Linked DNA regions of Mus musculus: region 1 is linked to region 2. The links are chromatin loops, found by intact Hi-C in ENCODE. Cell type or tissue: gastrocnemius. All regions are shown on one strand.

Region 1 (8,000 bases), 49 kb after region 2:
TTCCAGCTTGAGAAAATACAGTGTGTCATCCTCACCTGTGATGACCAACTGTGCTTGCTCCTGGCACTTCTTGCCCTGTCTGGCTGTAACCAAGAACCCTTGATCAGTGCACAGGTCTTGTATCCTGACTATGCTTTTTGCTTTTCCTCTTTTGGGGAAATTTGTTCTAAGACTTTGCTGTTGAAGACATGTTGTGTCAGGCTCTCCAGGGTGTCCCCTCACCCTGGGGTAGTGTGGAAAGCCCCACACAGGGTGGGATGCGAGTGAGGATAGGTGAGTCACTACTCCTGTCTGTGAGGTGATCTCAGTACGTAGACCAGGCTGGCATCAACTATCACCTGTCTCTGCCTCCCTAGTATGGGGATTAAAGTCACCATGGCTGGCTTCTATGGGATTTTTGTTCATTTGTTTGTTTTTTCTTCATCTGTAAATAAAAAGGAGGGATGGAGGAAGGGAGAGAGAATGGGATAGACACCCCCACCAGAACTTCAAGGGGTTTTTTTTGTCTTTTGTTTTTTGTTTTGTTGTTTTCCTGTTCTGGTGAAATTGCTATCGTTCAAAAGGCAAACAAGGGAGTGGAGAGCGATGGCTCCGTGGTTCAGAGCTCTGACTGCTCTTCCAGAAGACCCAGGTTTAATTCCCCGAGCAGATAGCGTGGCTTGAACATTGTGTAAGTCCATTTTTCGGATCCCCCAGTGCCTTTCGCTGGTCTCCATGTATACTGTGTGCACGTGGTGTAAACATGCTTGCAGGCAAAACCCTTGCACATTTAAATAAAAAGCAGACTTAAAAACGCACACGAGGAGCTGGAAGCTCTGGCTCCGAGGTTTAGAGCACTGGCCGTTCTTATGAAGGACCTTAGACGATGGCTCTCACGCGTCTGGACCTCCAGGTCCAGTGGTTCCCAGCCCTCCTCTGTGACCTCTGCAGACCGTACATATGGCACACATATACACACTCAGGTAAAATACCCATGCATATAAAATAAATAAGTATTTTTTAAAAAAGCAAACAACTGGCTCAGTCTCTTCTGACTGGGTAAGTGTAAGTGTTGCTAACGTGTTTATTACTTGGGCTTTCCCACACATTTACAAAAACTCACCACGCCCTGGGCTTGTAAATAACTGTACCTCCCCTGGCCTGTGAAGAGGCTGCCTCAGCCTGTTGCTAAAGCCCTCCATGTCAGCGGCTGTCCTCTGTGACAGTAGCAGTCTATAAATCCTCCAGAATTGATGGCAGACATCAAAAGTAACCCTTTTTGTTTTTCCTCAGTATAGCCAGAGAGGGATTAACAGGAAAATGGGGGCCCTCTCTAGACTGTACAGATCAGAAATAGACATCATGGATGCTGACTGGAGCTCCACCCAGTCTTTCAGACGGAGGTCTCAGTGTGTGTAACACAGAGGGCAGCTCACTTCCGTCTTGTTCAGTAGGTATACTGCTCCCCAGAGGCCCTCAGTAAATTTTATAGAAAGTTCCCTCCTTATGTGAAGGCACTAAGCCTGGTGTAGCTGCTATAATTTAGGGCTCCAAGGGAGTACATCTGCCTTGTGAAATAACCTGCCAAAGTGTACAGAAACTTTTGATCTTGCTTGATCTGCCTGTGTCATAGCACTACTGGGCTCTAGGCCCTGTGACCACAGCCTGTCTGCTTTGAAATTAAAGCCTCGATTTGCATTTAGTTCACAGTTGCAATGGTCCTCTTGTGTGCTGTGTTGGTAGAGACTTGTGAGCTTGTCTGCTGATGTTCTAATGTCTGAGAGCACCACACCTGGCTGTGGCTGAGTGTTCATAGCTCCTCTGTCTCCTCAAGGACCCTCTTCCTTACACAGGGAAAGCAGCCCCGTCTTGTCTCCTGCCAGGTCTCCGAGTCTGTAAGCCGCCGGCAGTGAACTACGTGGTGCACTGGCTTCTTACTCAGTGATTTACTGGGAGAGGCGCCTGCGGGAGACCAGTGTCCTTGCGCCTTTGCTTGGTTTTCTTGCACGTTTGATATATTTAAAGGATGTATTGTCTTTATGGGTCACCGGGATAAGGAAGGGATTGGTGCAAGTTTTAATGAGAGGTCTGAGTGCTCTGTGCTGAGATGAGAATTACATTCGTGGGTAAATATCTTTCTTTCCCTGGGTGGCAGGAGGCAGTGTTTTGCTGTCTCCGAAGCAGCCTTTCTACGGAACAGTTTTCAGAAGGATACTGAGAGAGCATCCAGTTTCAAGGCATCAGCAGCAACTTTTCCTTCAGTTGTACAGACGCCAGCCATTTGAGGAGAGGGGAAAGTCTTCATCCCATTCTTGAAGTTACACATTAATATCAAGATCAGGAGAGCCAGCCCACTCCAGCTCAATTTGCATAAAAACTTTCATTCAGACTAGTGATATTTAGAACTGTTTTTCTCAAAAACTGGTCCTTGCTGCTTGGGGAATAGTTATCATCAGAGAAGGGAGCTTTGGCTTATTTGCTTAATATTTTAACCTAGCGGATTAGACAGGTTGGGGAGCTGGGGGAGGGGATAAGAGAGTGGGTGGGGCGGCCCCATAAACAAGGTGATATATAATATTTTTTTTGTTCTCCTTTTAAATAAATACCGATCAGCTTTATGTTCAGAGACAATAGGAGCCGTTGGCTTAAATTTGCAGTTTACTGTATTTATGGCTGTAATATCAAGGTGCTGCCGTCGTAATTTCATGCCCCAATGAGAAGAGCAAGGTCGAAGCAAATGCTTCCATCGGCATCTGCTAGCACACTAACTCATAAACAAGGCCCGGCTGGATCAGGTGGCACGGAATAATACAGGCTAATGAAATACAGCACAGCTTTCCATTACTGTTAGTTTTTACAGTGTCGTCATTACGTGTAATTTATGTTTAAAAAATTCAATTTTATACAAGGCACTGGGAAATAGGGGTCCACAGGTCATCCAACGACTTTTAGAGGCTCCGAGAGTCCTTATTGTACTCTACTGTTCCAACAAAATGTTAATAAAGGAAGAATACTTTTTCCCTTTCCCTCCCTGAGCCCATTCTGAGGGAGTTGATTTTTCTTTTAATTTGGGGAATATCTTTAGCCAGCTGTCTTCCTGCCTCATCTCCTCCTGGAATGTGCCAAGCAGATAACTAGTTGTGTTCTGAGAGAGGTGACCCTGCTCTGTTTCAGAGTCTTAGTTGACTCAGAAATGGAGGGGCTGTAGATGGAGGAAGATGATCTGAGTTCTGGGCCCTTCGCTGCCTCCCTGGGCTGTATGCCCCCCCTCCATTTCCTCTTGTTCTCTACAGTTTGATTATAAAGTCTGGTCCAGACTGGAAGGTACGGCCGGGGTTCATTGCCTCCCATATTTTCAAACCATTCCTAGCCCTTCGGTCTTGGTCGCTTGCCCCACACAATGCAGAGAACACTGCTGTCACCTGTCAGGTTTCTGTTTCACCTCGAGTCAGGCCCAGAGCTGTGCCCAGCAGGCACTGCAGTAAGTGTGGAGTTGCTTGATCTGAGAAGTCCTTGTGCAGCCAGCCTCACAGGAAACCATCATCCTGCCGGGAAAGGACATGGGCATCATGATCACACACGCGCGCACGCGCACGCGCGTGCACACACACATCTTTGGCTTCTGTTTGCTTTCTAATAGAAACCTTTAGGAAAAGAAAGCAGGTTGTTTATATGCTAGGATATAAAAAATAGGCAGGTGTGACTGTCCTGAGTCCAGTTCAGATGGCGTTGGAGCCCACCTCTGTGGTCACTGCAAAGCCGTTCCTTCTCTCCATTCTTTTAAATGTAGCCCTCTAGGGAGAAGAAATCTCCACAGGGGCAGCAGTGGTAACTTCCTGATGTTTGGGGAAGTAGTTTGGAGCGAACCAAGGGAATAGGAAAGGTGCTGGGGACCTTGGAGGGCTTTGCAGATTAGGCAGCCCAGGGCCTTGCAAGTCAGGGAGGATCTCTGGGCCGGCCCAGCCTCTGGCCACTGCTCTTCCTCCTAAACAGTGCTCCTGTTCTTTCCCTGAGAGGAGCGGGCAGGACTTCCTTAGTCATTCTTTCCTAGTAGTAGATGGTAGGGTGGGAACTCTAGAAGGATCACCCATGGTGGAAGGGAATTGCTGGAAGAAGATTAAAATGCCAAGTCCTAGTGGTGTCAGATAACCAGTCTACCCCTCAGCTAAGAGAAAAATGTAACCTTATCAGAATGAACTAACTCTTCCAAAGGCAGATAGATAGGGAGGGAGCAGGAGGCTTGCTTGCCGCCTGCAGAATGGCAAAGTCCTCTGCTCTCTGTTCTGTTCAGCCATTGCTCAGTCCCTTTGCGATTAGATTATTCCTCACAGATAGCAATCAACTGGAAGGAAGTGTGTGTGTCTAATTTGCATGAGATTATTTAAAACAACAACAACAAAAAAGGTCTGCATTAGTCAGGGTGATGGTAAACACCGCAGAGAGATGCCTTTATAATATAGCCGGTGCCTTCCTTGGCTTTCAGAGCCAAATATAATTCACTTACAATTGGCAGTTTCCTTTATTATTCCTTTTAACCTTTTGGATTCTGCAAGGTCTCAATCAAAGCCCTGCATTGTTTATCCTGCGGGTGTGTAGGAAAGATGGGGGTAGGGCACCTGGATGCTTATTCATGGGTCCTGTGGCAACAGTTTATCACAGAGGTAGGGTCCTCTCTGGACCAGGAGCCAGTGGCTGAGTAGATAGCGAGTCTTGATCCAGAGAGAAGTGACCGACCCCCGACTTGGTCTTCCTCCACTTAGCTCCGTAAATAGAATCCAGTGCTGCGTGAGTGAGGACTCTCAGGGAAGCAGGGCGCTGCTCTGTGAGGAATGTCTGGGGTGAGGTGAGGGTGAGGATGCACCATGCTTCTCACTCTGGCGTTGTTGAAATGTCATCCAGTTACCATTTGCAGGTCTGCCCCAGGTTGTCTGTAGCCCATGTTTCTATATCCACAGGAACTAGCATTGGCTCTTATCCACAGGTGGGGTCCAGGGTGCCATGGGAGAAAGGAGTTTAATCCCTCTCTAAACCCTGACAGCCTTGAGTGAAGTTGCCGTCTGATGCTTATAACTCTGGTTGCCTCTGTTCTCCAAGACAAGTCAGACCTAGACGGCCTTCACCCCCACCTCAGGGGAAATGGTAGGGGTAGCACTCGAAAATTATGTGTTCTCCCCCACCCCATTCTTCTTAAGAAAAATGACTCATTTATTGAAACTAAATCAAGCCCCTGCCTTTTCTGGAGAACTAGGTATATTGGAATTCCAGCCAGTGTAGAGTTATAGCACCAAATGAGAAGCAAGAGCCCGGAAGGAAGTGCCGATGGCATTGGAACCCTCACCTCACTGGTGGGCTCGGCTGAGGGAATGCAAGCTGGCTTTTATTAGGAGAATAGTCTTGGTAAAAGCTTGGGGCCAGAGGGCAGAACAGCCGGCAGAAGGTCCTGTTCCTTTAACCAGCGCCAGCTCTCGAGGCCGAGGCGCAGCCTGTAACTTGCTGTATATTTCCCCAGCGTTAAGCATTATCGTACTTGTTTATATTTGAAAGAGCCAGAAGGGAAATGAGAATGCAACTGAATGCTCCTTTTGGGAGAATTATCCTCATTTGCAGCCAGCAGCTGACAAGGCACATGATCCACCAGGTTTAGAGAATTCCGTGGTGTGCCAGTGACCAGCAGCCTGTGCTGATGTCGCAGATGCTGCTTCCTCTCCTCTGCAGTGGACTGGGAAAAGCACCGTCCTCCTTCCCGGCTTGGAGAGGAGAGCGGTGCCCCTTCCTATTTAGGAAGAGCCATCAGCAGTGACTGACAGGCGAACGAGCCCAAGAGGCACAGGCTCCGGGGATCTGTGTCCTCACTTTTACCTGGCTTGTCTGTCTGGCCTACTCCTGCTCTGGGGAGAAGAAACAACAACAAATGCATCCTGTTTGTGGCAAGCTGTGCAGGAAGTGGGGATGCCCTTGTCCTGCGCAGCCTGGGATGCTCTGCTGCTCTATCGCCTGACCTCCTTCCCTCTGGCTGGGTGAATGCCGACCCATGGCCCACGACCCACAGCAGGGCTTGCTTGCTTGCTTCTGTCTGGCTCCTGTGTGTGAAGAGGAAGTGCTGCTGCCTCGTGAAAGGAGAGAGGTCAAGGGCCATTTTGCGTAGTTGAGGCACTCCCTTGACCGTTTGCAGTGGGGCATGAAAAGTCTGAGGGATGGCTAGCATCGACTCAGGCCAATATGGTACAGGGCCGAGCTGTGCTCTAAAGCATTAATGTATACCACGTATTAGCCCCCAGGCACAGAGTGCGAGGCCCCACACTTTGAAGATGCTGATCCTCAGAACCGCCTTGTACTTCATCCACCCCCAGGGGCAAGTATACTGTGCTGTGGGCCTCTAATGGAGAGCTGCCGACCAGATGTGGAAAAGCTCTTGGCCCCGGTTTAAAAGCTCTGTGTTGTGGCTCTATTGGATATTGGGATTCCCGGAACAGCCTGGACCAGCTTGAGTTGTCTTCTGCATGCTAGCAGTGACCTCTCACCTGCTTTTCACCCTCGGCAGTAGATCTCTTTGTATACACCATTACTTCCCGAGTGGGCCCTGTAGGAATCTTGTTGCAAACCTGGGCTCTACACTTTAGTCCTATGGAGCCCTCCTCCTTTACCATCGGTCCCCCAGTCGGCCTCAGGCCCTCTGAATACCTCTCTGCTCCCAGCCTGCTAGGTTAGGAGCCTGGACTTTCACTGGCTCTCCCTTCCTTCTTGGCAAATCCTTTCCACATGCTATAACCACTGCAGATGGCGCCCTGCGATTTCCTGATGCCCTGTGTGCAGTGTAGTTTAGAGCATCAGAGGATTAAAGGGGGGTGGGGGGTGGGGGGAGGAACTAGCCAAAGGCGATCCAGGCAGCCTGGGATAGGCTGGAGCAATAGTCATCCAAGAGCGTGGGCCCGGTCTCGTTTTGCTCTGTTTTCTTGTTTTATTTTCTTCTTTACATTCTATATCCCATTCATACTAATCACAGTCAGTCCTGATTTTTCTTTTTATTTCTGCATTTGTCATAAAATAAAGCAAATTATTCCCGTCTTCGGAAACGATCTAGACTAATTAGTCGTCTCACCCAATAATTAGTTTTTTGTTTCCCTGTCTGTTTTCGTGCATTATTGTTAGTTTTTTCCCCTCTTTTTTTAACACCATTACAGATTAAAATGAGCCACATTTGCAGTTGATGGTATCTGTTTTCGGGGGAAGAATGGAGAATTGCAGTACGGAGCGACTTCAAAAGCAGCAATAAACTCAAGGATAAATTAAGGAAATTGAATGAGCCACATTTGGAAGCAGTGTTGAGGCTAATATTCTGTCGCTTAAGGTTAAATTGCGACAGAGAGAGGTTCCCAAGAATCCGAAATCGAGGAGGCAGCACACTCAAATGCAAGGCGCGCTCTGTGGCCGTCAGGGCCTGCTTGCAGAGGAAGATTTTGCTGAGGGTGGGTCGCTGGCAAGAGATACTCATGAGTGTCCTTTGCTCTTCTCTCTAGGACTGACAGACGAAGAGATTGACCTGGCTTTCCAGCAGTCGGGCACAGCTGCCGACGAGCCTTCACCCCTGGGCCCAGCTACCCCAGTGGTTCCTGTCCAGCCCCCTCACCTCACTCCGCAGCCATACAGTAAGTCACCTGTTCCAAGTCCTGCTTACCCCAGCTGGGAGTCAAGACACTGGCTAAGAGCAGTGCTCCAAAGCTCCCACCTCAGCAAATTGGGAGAACTTGGGTTTTCCATTTGATGCAAAAAGCTCATAAGGTTTTCTAGGTATAAAAACGTGGCGCACTCAAACTCATCTAGACACGGTTTTAAGTGTGTGCTAAAGGTTGCAGGGGAGCAGGAGCCGGCCGTTTGTGTTGCTTCAGACACTGTGGTCACACAGGTGATCCGCTATGCCCCTTCCATCTTATCCCCGTGGTACTGAGTGTCCGTTTCTGAGCCCACGCATGGGGTGTGAGTGGACTCTCCTTTGCCCATGGAGGTAACCTGACTACTCAGAT
Region 2 (8,000 bases):
CACTTCCCCACCGCAGGCTTTGCTGAGCAGTTTTAGTATCAGGAGCTCCATCTAATCTGTTTAATTTTAATAAATCCCTGACTGGGAGAGGGAGAGGGAGAGAGAGAGAGAGAGAGAGAGAGAGAGAGAGAGAGGAGAGACTCTGGACCAAATAATACTTCTTTTGAGTCACTTGGCTCATGTATATATATACAACCACTCTAGAGAGGCTGACTATGCAGTTATTAGTTGTTGCTCTTTGAAAAAAAAAAGAAAAGAAAGAAGGAAAGAAACCCAGTTGATTGATTAATCAGTTTACCCAGGAGTGAGTATCCACTCTGTGTCTTGCCCTGATCTCTCTCTCCACTGGGAATTCCCTGAAAGGAGAAAAGACAGAACGTGTGCTCTAACAGGGACAAGTGGGAGTGAGGCCGTGGTGGGTCAGGTGACAAGAGCCCAGAGAAGAAACAAAGCAGGGACTGGAGATGCGGGCCGGAGGAGAGGCTCTGTCCGATTTGGAAGGCTAGTGGGTGCGACTGAGTGGCCATGTGTGCACGGAGGTGTGAAGGCGTGCACGGTTGTGGGTACAGTGGTGTACCCACACTGTACCACACTGTACACTGTGGGTACAGCAGTGTAAGGTCTGGCAGGACCCTTTCTGGGCAGAGAGTTCCAAGGTTTAATCCATTGTCTGGGGAAGAAAAGCCCCTTCGTGGATTTAAACGTCACTTTTTCGCTTATACAGCCAGTATGCTTGACACCATCTATGATGAGGATGATCAAGGGGCAGCTACCCTGTCCCTCACATAGCTGTGGAAGGAGATGGTTGGGGCGCTGGAGAGGAGGGACTGAAACCCTTGCTATAAGGTCTTCTCCCAGCAAGGCCATGGCAGTGGGGGGCCTTGGGGCGCTGGCTGGGGAGAGCTCCCAGCTACCATAGCCTTGGCTTTTCCAAGCAATGTCCCTTTGGGGAATTGCAGTGGAACACTCACTTGAATTGTAATCTGACTTTCTTTCTTTCTTTCTTTTTTTAATAAACATCTCTTTCCAGAAAAAGCAAATCCAATTTTGCTTTTCTTTTAATATTATTTAATATTTAATATAGAAATTGAGGTCCCTGTTGTGCACGTCAGTTCAGTGGAAGATGAGGGTTACTCTAGGTGCATCAGCTGAGTTTGTCTTATTGTGAGACCATAGCCCCAAGCAGGGGCTGTGTTGTGCCTTTGTTACTGACAGGTGACGTGTTGGGCTCTCTGATGGACAGCGAGGAGTGGGTTGAGATGGGAGGGTGTTGTCTGAAGGGCCTGCCATCTCTGGTTTGTTGTTGTTGTTGTCGTCGTCTGCTTTGTGATCTCTTTTTAAGTCAGAATATGGAGTCATTAATGAGAAACATGAAGTTATTAGAATCATTTATCATTCTCTTTGAAGTTTGTATTGCCATTTTATGTAATTTACAGCAATTCTCCCTATTACCAGAATTTTTATTTTTTTCTTTTTTGGATGACAGAGAAAAGCAGCTGTATACCTTCAGAATATTAGAATGAGTGCTTTGTATTGTGTCCAGCTTCTTGATTCTGCAGATGACACATCGGTGGTGGGCTCAGCCACACGTGTTAGCAGCTGGACTGCATGGGTGTAAGCCCTCATGAAGCTGCTCTGTTTAGATACTTCTCTTGCCAGGCAGGCCTCAGGCCTCTCAGTAGGCCACAGCCCAGGAGGCCAGAGTGGCAGAGACACAGCAGCAGCCACAGTCCAGAGTTCTAAGGTTGGAGAGTATTATCCATGGGCTGCTGTTGATTTGATACCACAAAATGTAGGATACAAGGCAAGCCACTTCCCAACATGTTCTGTAGGATGAGTACTGGTTGGGCAAACGAGATGCCTGTGTCTGAGAGGCCAAAGGAAGATGCTGTGGAGGAGGGGACAGAGCTGTCAGTTGACTGCTCTGATGTTGCTCATAAAACCAGCATAAGCTTTTCTGCAGAACCCTTCAGAGTTGAAGGGGGGTGCTCTTTTCAGGTGGGCAGGCAAAGGGCTCCCTCCTCATCCATCCGGTACTTTCTTCTAGAAGGCAGAATGGGGCAGGCGTTCTGTTCGGAGCAAAGCTACCTCCTTGTGGACGTGAACTTGGAGAAGAAAGCATCCTGATTGGTCAGCCTTGGTGCTGGGGTAGAGGTGAAGGGCTTCTCTCTCTGGAGTCCTTTAAGGAAGAGTAAATTCTTGCACAGATTTCAATTTAACTCTCTTTTATTACTTTTCTTTTTTATCATTTACGTCCATTTCATGAGGTAGTTTGCATGTCCTTGAATGGAATCTCGTTACCATGAAAGCTTTTTTAGCATTGATTTCATAACAGTCTTAATTTAATAGCTCCGTCATTACTGAGAAGCTCTGGGAGAGGGCCTGGCTTTCCAGGTCACTGACCTTTTAATTACAAACCTTGTTCTGATGGCCAGGTTATCGACTGGACAGCTCCCAGCTTGTGCCCCAGGATGAAAAACGAAAATAACTGTTTCCTCCCCCATCTTCAGGAAAAAAAAGTAACCTCTTGTGTTTCTAAAATTAATTTTCTCCTCCAGCTTCACTTTATAATTAATTCTTTAATGTGTCTTAGTGATACCGGAAGTCTTTATGGAGTTTTTGTTCCTAGAGCTAGGGTCCAGCAGATAGCTTAGGGGCGGGGAGGGGGGAACATCTTGCCAGTACCACCCCCTGCTTGACTGCACTGAGCTGGAAGAAGTAGTGTTGGCCCTGTGAGGGGCTGTCTGGCCCTTCCGAATCTTTGTTTATGAGACGTATGTTATGTTATGGCATCAAGATTTAGATTCATTCGGTGTTTGCTGGAGTAGTTGAACCAGCTACATCACAGACATTTTTAAAGCTGTTCCTACTGAGACCCCTCCCTCCCTCCCTCCCTCCTTCCCTACCTCTCTCTCTCTCTCCCTCCCTTCCTTCCTCACTTCCTCACTTGTTTTTGTGCTGGGGTCTTGGGCAGCCTAGGCAAGTGCTTCACTACTGAGCCTCGTTTGCAGGCCCATGTGAGTGTTTTTCGTACTGTGGTTACTGTTAGTCTTAGCTTAATGGAGGAATAAGTACTCCTGACTGATGGGCTGTGCTGCACAGACTTAGTGTGAACAGGGTGGTGTAGGTTTTCTGTCACGGGCTCTAATGATGGAGACACCAGGTCTGTGCACCGTGGAACAGCAATCCCAGTTTGCCCTGCTGCTCTGCTGGTCACTGAATTTCCTGTACTGATAGCCTGGACAAACTGCAAACGTCTCTGTGTCTCTGTGGAGAGTGAGGCAGTGAGAAAGACAAAGATCAGGCATCTCAGGAGGCAGAGGAAGATGGCAAAGTGCGGAGAGGCCCTCACCATTGGCCCACAGTCGGCCGGCAGGGGAAGGCACCTTCCTCCCACTTCCTGCTTTTTTTTTTACCCTGGGCCCTACCCTGAGTGGGGTGCACCCTGCAGGTGAGTGAGGCACTGGCTGCTGGAGCAGGCAGCGCTGTGTGGCACGAGTGCCTGGTCCTGAGGATGATTGAGCATCTCCATCCATCTGTTGTGCACGGCTATCTTCCCTCCCTGCCAGTCTTGCATCTGCATATCCGTCACCTGCTGTTCTGGACCGCCTCATTCATCATGCTGACTGGTTTCTCCCCATCAATTTCCCCGCTCCCCCTTGTTATCCAAACTTGTCTTAAACTCCACAGATTTTTCTTAGGATGCAGGAGAGACCCAGGGAATTGACATGCTATGGTGTCCCATTTTGAGGGGCCACTGGCATTTGCTGTCCCAGAAGCAGAGCTGTGTAGTTTCCTATACAGAGATGCTGTGTGTAGGGCTCTTGAGGCTTTGATCAGATGCGCCCCTGAGGGCACTGGAGGGGTTCTTTTGTTATCTCCCTGCCTTCCCTGTACTGCAGAGACAAAGCTACAGTATCGACTGCCACATGTCTTGTTTACTAAAACTTAAATTTTCTTTTTACTTCTTGGAATATTAAAGATTTAGTCAGAGACTGGCAAGAAGGCTCTGAGTAAAGGAGCTTGCTGTGTAGGCCTGGTGACCTAGAACCTTCATTAAGGTAGCCGAGAGGACTGACTCCACAGAGCTGTCCTCTGACCCCACGCCAGCAGCACCAGCACCAGCACCAGGGGTGAGAAGGACATGCAGTGAGGAGTGCTGGGCCCTGGGCACTGCCCCTTTCCTCCCTGGAGGATGCTGGAGTCTCTGATGTCCAGAGCGACCTAGCGTGAAAGCATGCGCCTCGGCGTCCCTCAGTCTCACTGAGCGTGGGACTCTGGCCTTCACTGGGCTGTGCACCTTGGTGTAAGAAGCAGACAGACTTGAGTCACTGTCCTTTGGCTGCATAGTATTCCACTGTGTGCGTGCATGGCACTTTAAGAAAAGCAGACACAGGCTCGTATTTTGTTCTTTCATTCTGTCTTTGGCTGGTTCAAACAATGCCCTGTGAAGATTATGACTCATTTGTGTTGGTGTCTGTCAGTTTGTGAACGTGCTAAAAATAAGACGATTCTCATATGTGATAAGCAGGCTAATGTAGTTTTCTTGCTTAAAATTTCTAAGTTTCATAGGAAATGAGACAAAATTATATTTTGTTTTGTTTTGTTTCAAGAAAGGGTTTCTTTGTGTAGCCTTGGCTGTCCTGAAACTTGCTTAGTAGACCAGGCTGGCCTCAAACTCACAGAGATCTCCCTGCTTCTGGGTCCTGACAGCTAGGATTAAAGGCGTGCATCACCTCCCAGCTGACAAAATGATTTTCTAATACAAACATAAACGTATAACCTTACATAGAAATTATTATTGTTTTATAACAGTCTCCCTGTGTAGCTCAGCTTGGCCTAGAATTCTCTTTATAGCCCAGGCTAGCCCCACACTCATGATTCTCTTATGTTTACCAGGTGCTGGAATTACAGGTATGAATCACTCTACCTGGCTTAAAGAGATTATTATTTAAAAGGAAAAAAAAGTATAATAAATTGCTATTACTCCTCCACATGAGTTTGGATTCAGAGGGACATTTTGGTCGTTGGTTACCTAAGTAATACTTTTTTACTAAAAACTCTCTTCATGCCCTACTTTTTGAATGAATAGGCTGACAAATTTAATTAGCTGGCTACTTAGTCTGTTTGTTTGTTTGTTTATTTGAGGTTGGTTTTATGTTGCCCAGACTGGTCTTGGATTCCTGAGTGCAAGCCATCCTCCCGTCAGCCTCCAGAGTAGCTGGAGCTACAAGAGTGTGCTCTCATGTCTGCCTCAAGTTTACCTCCGTTCACAGTAAACGTTCAGACACTGAAGGATAGAATCTGTTTTCAAGTGAGGTTTGTAGACTTACTTTCTTTGGTTGTGATTGGATGTTTCTTGGGACAGTGGTCACTGGGATGCTCAGCCTTGATTTTGCACCTACTGTTTGCAGAGTGTTCTTATACACCTGCCAAGTTAGTAGACACTGGATAGGAGAAGGGGCTGGAAGTCAGCAGGCCAGGCAGTGTAAGGCTGAGTGTGAGGCTCCCAGTGGAGCTCAAGGGCCAGCATCTGTCTCTTCTCACGAGCTCCCTCAGTGCCGAGCTGGTCCTCAGTCTGAAAACCGATGCACGGCTAAGGAAGCAGATGGCTACAATGAGAAGATACCAGGATGCTCGTCCCACCTTCAGTCCCTTTTAAAGAAATTACAATTTAGTTATTCCATTCTGATGATGCAGGTTCAGAATTGTTAGCCGTCAGGCCTAGGCATCTGTGTAGTCAGAGCTCCCCCAGCCAGCAGGGTCACCACAGCTTGATTTTAACCTTAGATTGGAGGGAGGCCTGGGGATTAGAGGAAGGGGCAGGGGCAGGACATCGTTCATGATGGGAAGCTCTTCTAAGGGGATGGACTGTTAGTAAGATTGACCCATGTGGACTTCAGGCAAGGAAAGAAGTGAGGTGTGCGGCATAGGCAGCCAGGGCGTGCGCAGTGCCCGCTAGACCCGCTAGACCCACTAGACCCACTAGACCCTCTAGACCCGCTAGACTCACTGCTGTACGTATGGCTGACTGCAGTTCTGGGGCCAGGTGTGAAACTGTGGAGCAAGTTCACTCTGTGCTTAAATTAAGGTTGCCTGGCAGTTGACAAAACAGCCCCAAAAGGCTATTGAGTGCATTGTACATGAGCTGTGGAAGATCCAGGCTGGGGTGGTGGCAGGAGAAGTGCAAACCGAAATGGCAGCTTTTTGTTTTGGGTCAGGGTCTTGCTGTGTATTCAGGGCTGGCCTTGAACACCTGGTGTTACTGCCCCAGCCTTCTAGTGCTGGGATGAGGAGAATGCACTGCCCCCTCTGTTTAGAATTTATTTTTAAATGAAATTATACAGTATATACGGTTCCCACTCAGTATAATTCTTTTGAGATTTATCCATTCACTGTGTATCGGTATTTGCTGGACTATATTTGTTTACCTGCGCACTCACTAGACATTAGGGTTGTTTCAAGTTTGGGGACATTTAAGCTAAATCTGATATAAACATCCACGAGTAAGACTTTGGATTTGTGCGTTATCCCTTTTTGGGTAATTAGCTAGGGGTAGAATCGCTGGACCATGTGGTGAGAATATCTGTAACTCTGTGATTGTGTGTATGAGAGGGAGAGGCTAGTATGTGTGTATCCATGTCTGGGAGTGCACGTGTGAGCATGCTATGGTGCACATGTCGAGGCCTTGAGTCTTGTGGGAGGGAGGGTCTAGTGAGAATTCTGGAATTTTAGTTTCTTTAAAAAAAAAAAAAAAGACAACCCAATTATTATAAGAATGTGGTTTTGTTTTAACCCCGGTAATAAGGATGTGGGACTGATTGCTTCAGACTGTCTTCAGCAGCTGACCATAATTTGCCTCAAGCTCTATCAGAGGTGTGGTTTTGCCAGCTGCAGATACTTTTTATGATTGTGTGGCATTTGGAAGCATTTGGAATTCTGGGAACTTATCGGAGGGTATATAAATGTTAGAGCCCCAACATTTATATGGAGTGGATGGTTGTTGGTCATTTGGGGGATGCGGGGGCCGCTTGTAGTTTGTTTATAGTCATGCTCAAAGAAGAAACAAGAAGAAAAAGTTAGATTCAGGGGTCTCTCTCTCTCCTCTCTCCTTCCTATACTCCTTTCTAGTAATGGGGGGGGGTGAAACTGGGGGATAAAGGGTGGGCAAAGAAGAACCCACAGCTACAGGGTCACCACTGCATGTGCCAGGCTGGCTGGTCCTCAGGCTTCCAGGGGCTCCCCTGGTCCTCCCTTTAATCCCACTGTGGGAGCACTGGCATTGCAGGTGAGTACTCCCACCCCTGCAGTTCTGGAAATTTGAACTCAGGTCCTCATGTCTACTTTTGACTTGTCCCCTTGATTTTAAAGGTTACATTTAAGTGTGTGTGTGTGTGTGTGTGTGTGTGTGTGTGTGTGTGCGCGCGCGCATGCGCTTGTGCATATGACTGTGCATGTTGTGGTCAGAGGATAACTCTGGAGTCAGTTCTCTACCACCTGGTAGGTCCTGGGGATTGAACTCAGGTCATGTGAGCCTTAGCCGCAAGTACCTTTTCCTATTGAGCTACCTCTTGGGCACCCCGAGTTTCTCCTTTTAAGAAACTTCCCAACTGTTGTTTGAAGGTGGTTCTATCACTTACATTCTCGATAGTTGCGTATCAGCATTGTGAACACAGAGATCTGGAAGATGCAGGTATAAATTATCTACTTTAGCAGACCCTAAAGGCAGCTTTAGGACTGAGCAATAGGTCATGTTTGGAAAACTTGAGCTTTGGAGGCTGCAGTCGTAGTAGTTCTCAAACCTTAGGGTCAGGACACCTTTGGGGGTAGCTTATCAGATCTTTAAATTACTATCCATAACAGTGGCAAAATTACACTTATGAAGTAGCAATGAAAATAATTTACGGTTGAGGGTCACTACGACTTGAGCAACTGTGTAAAGGGTCCCAGCTTTAGGAAGGTGGAGAGCCGCTGCCATAGTGCATAGCCTGCCTGGGTTC

What was found. Hi-C counts contacts between places; a loop is a spot of excess contacts. Peaks named below come from ENCODE experiments on the same cell type or tissue, not always from the same donor. Only the 100,000 strongest peaks of a DNase experiment are listed, where the experiment ranks them.
Region 1: it touches region 2 in a loop (2.1-fold over the local background); 3 of 42 quality-filtered maps call a loop at or near these places.

What each region holds. Positions count from the first base shown.
Region 1 is chr4:148,983,662-148,991,661 of GRCm38, reverse strand. Pex14 (peroxisomal biogenesis factor 14) reads left to right here. Exons shown (of 9, transcript NM_019781.3): 4 at 7,497-7,625. Among named protein-coding and RNA genes, the nearest start is that of Gm42351, 23 kb to the left of the region's middle. RefSeq lists an enhancer at 4,411-6,928. In gastrocnemius, no CTCF peak of the experiment used is centred here; no DNase peak of the experiment used is centred here; H3K4me3 peaks cover 241 bases.
Region 2 is chr4:149,032,308-149,040,307 of GRCm38, reverse strand. All of the region lies in intron 3 of Pex14 (peroxisomal biogenesis factor 14), which reads left to right. Among named protein-coding and RNA genes, the nearest start is that of Gm42351, 26 kb to the right of the region's middle. In gastrocnemius, no CTCF peak of the experiment used is centred here; a DNase peak (open chromatin) is centred at 3,501.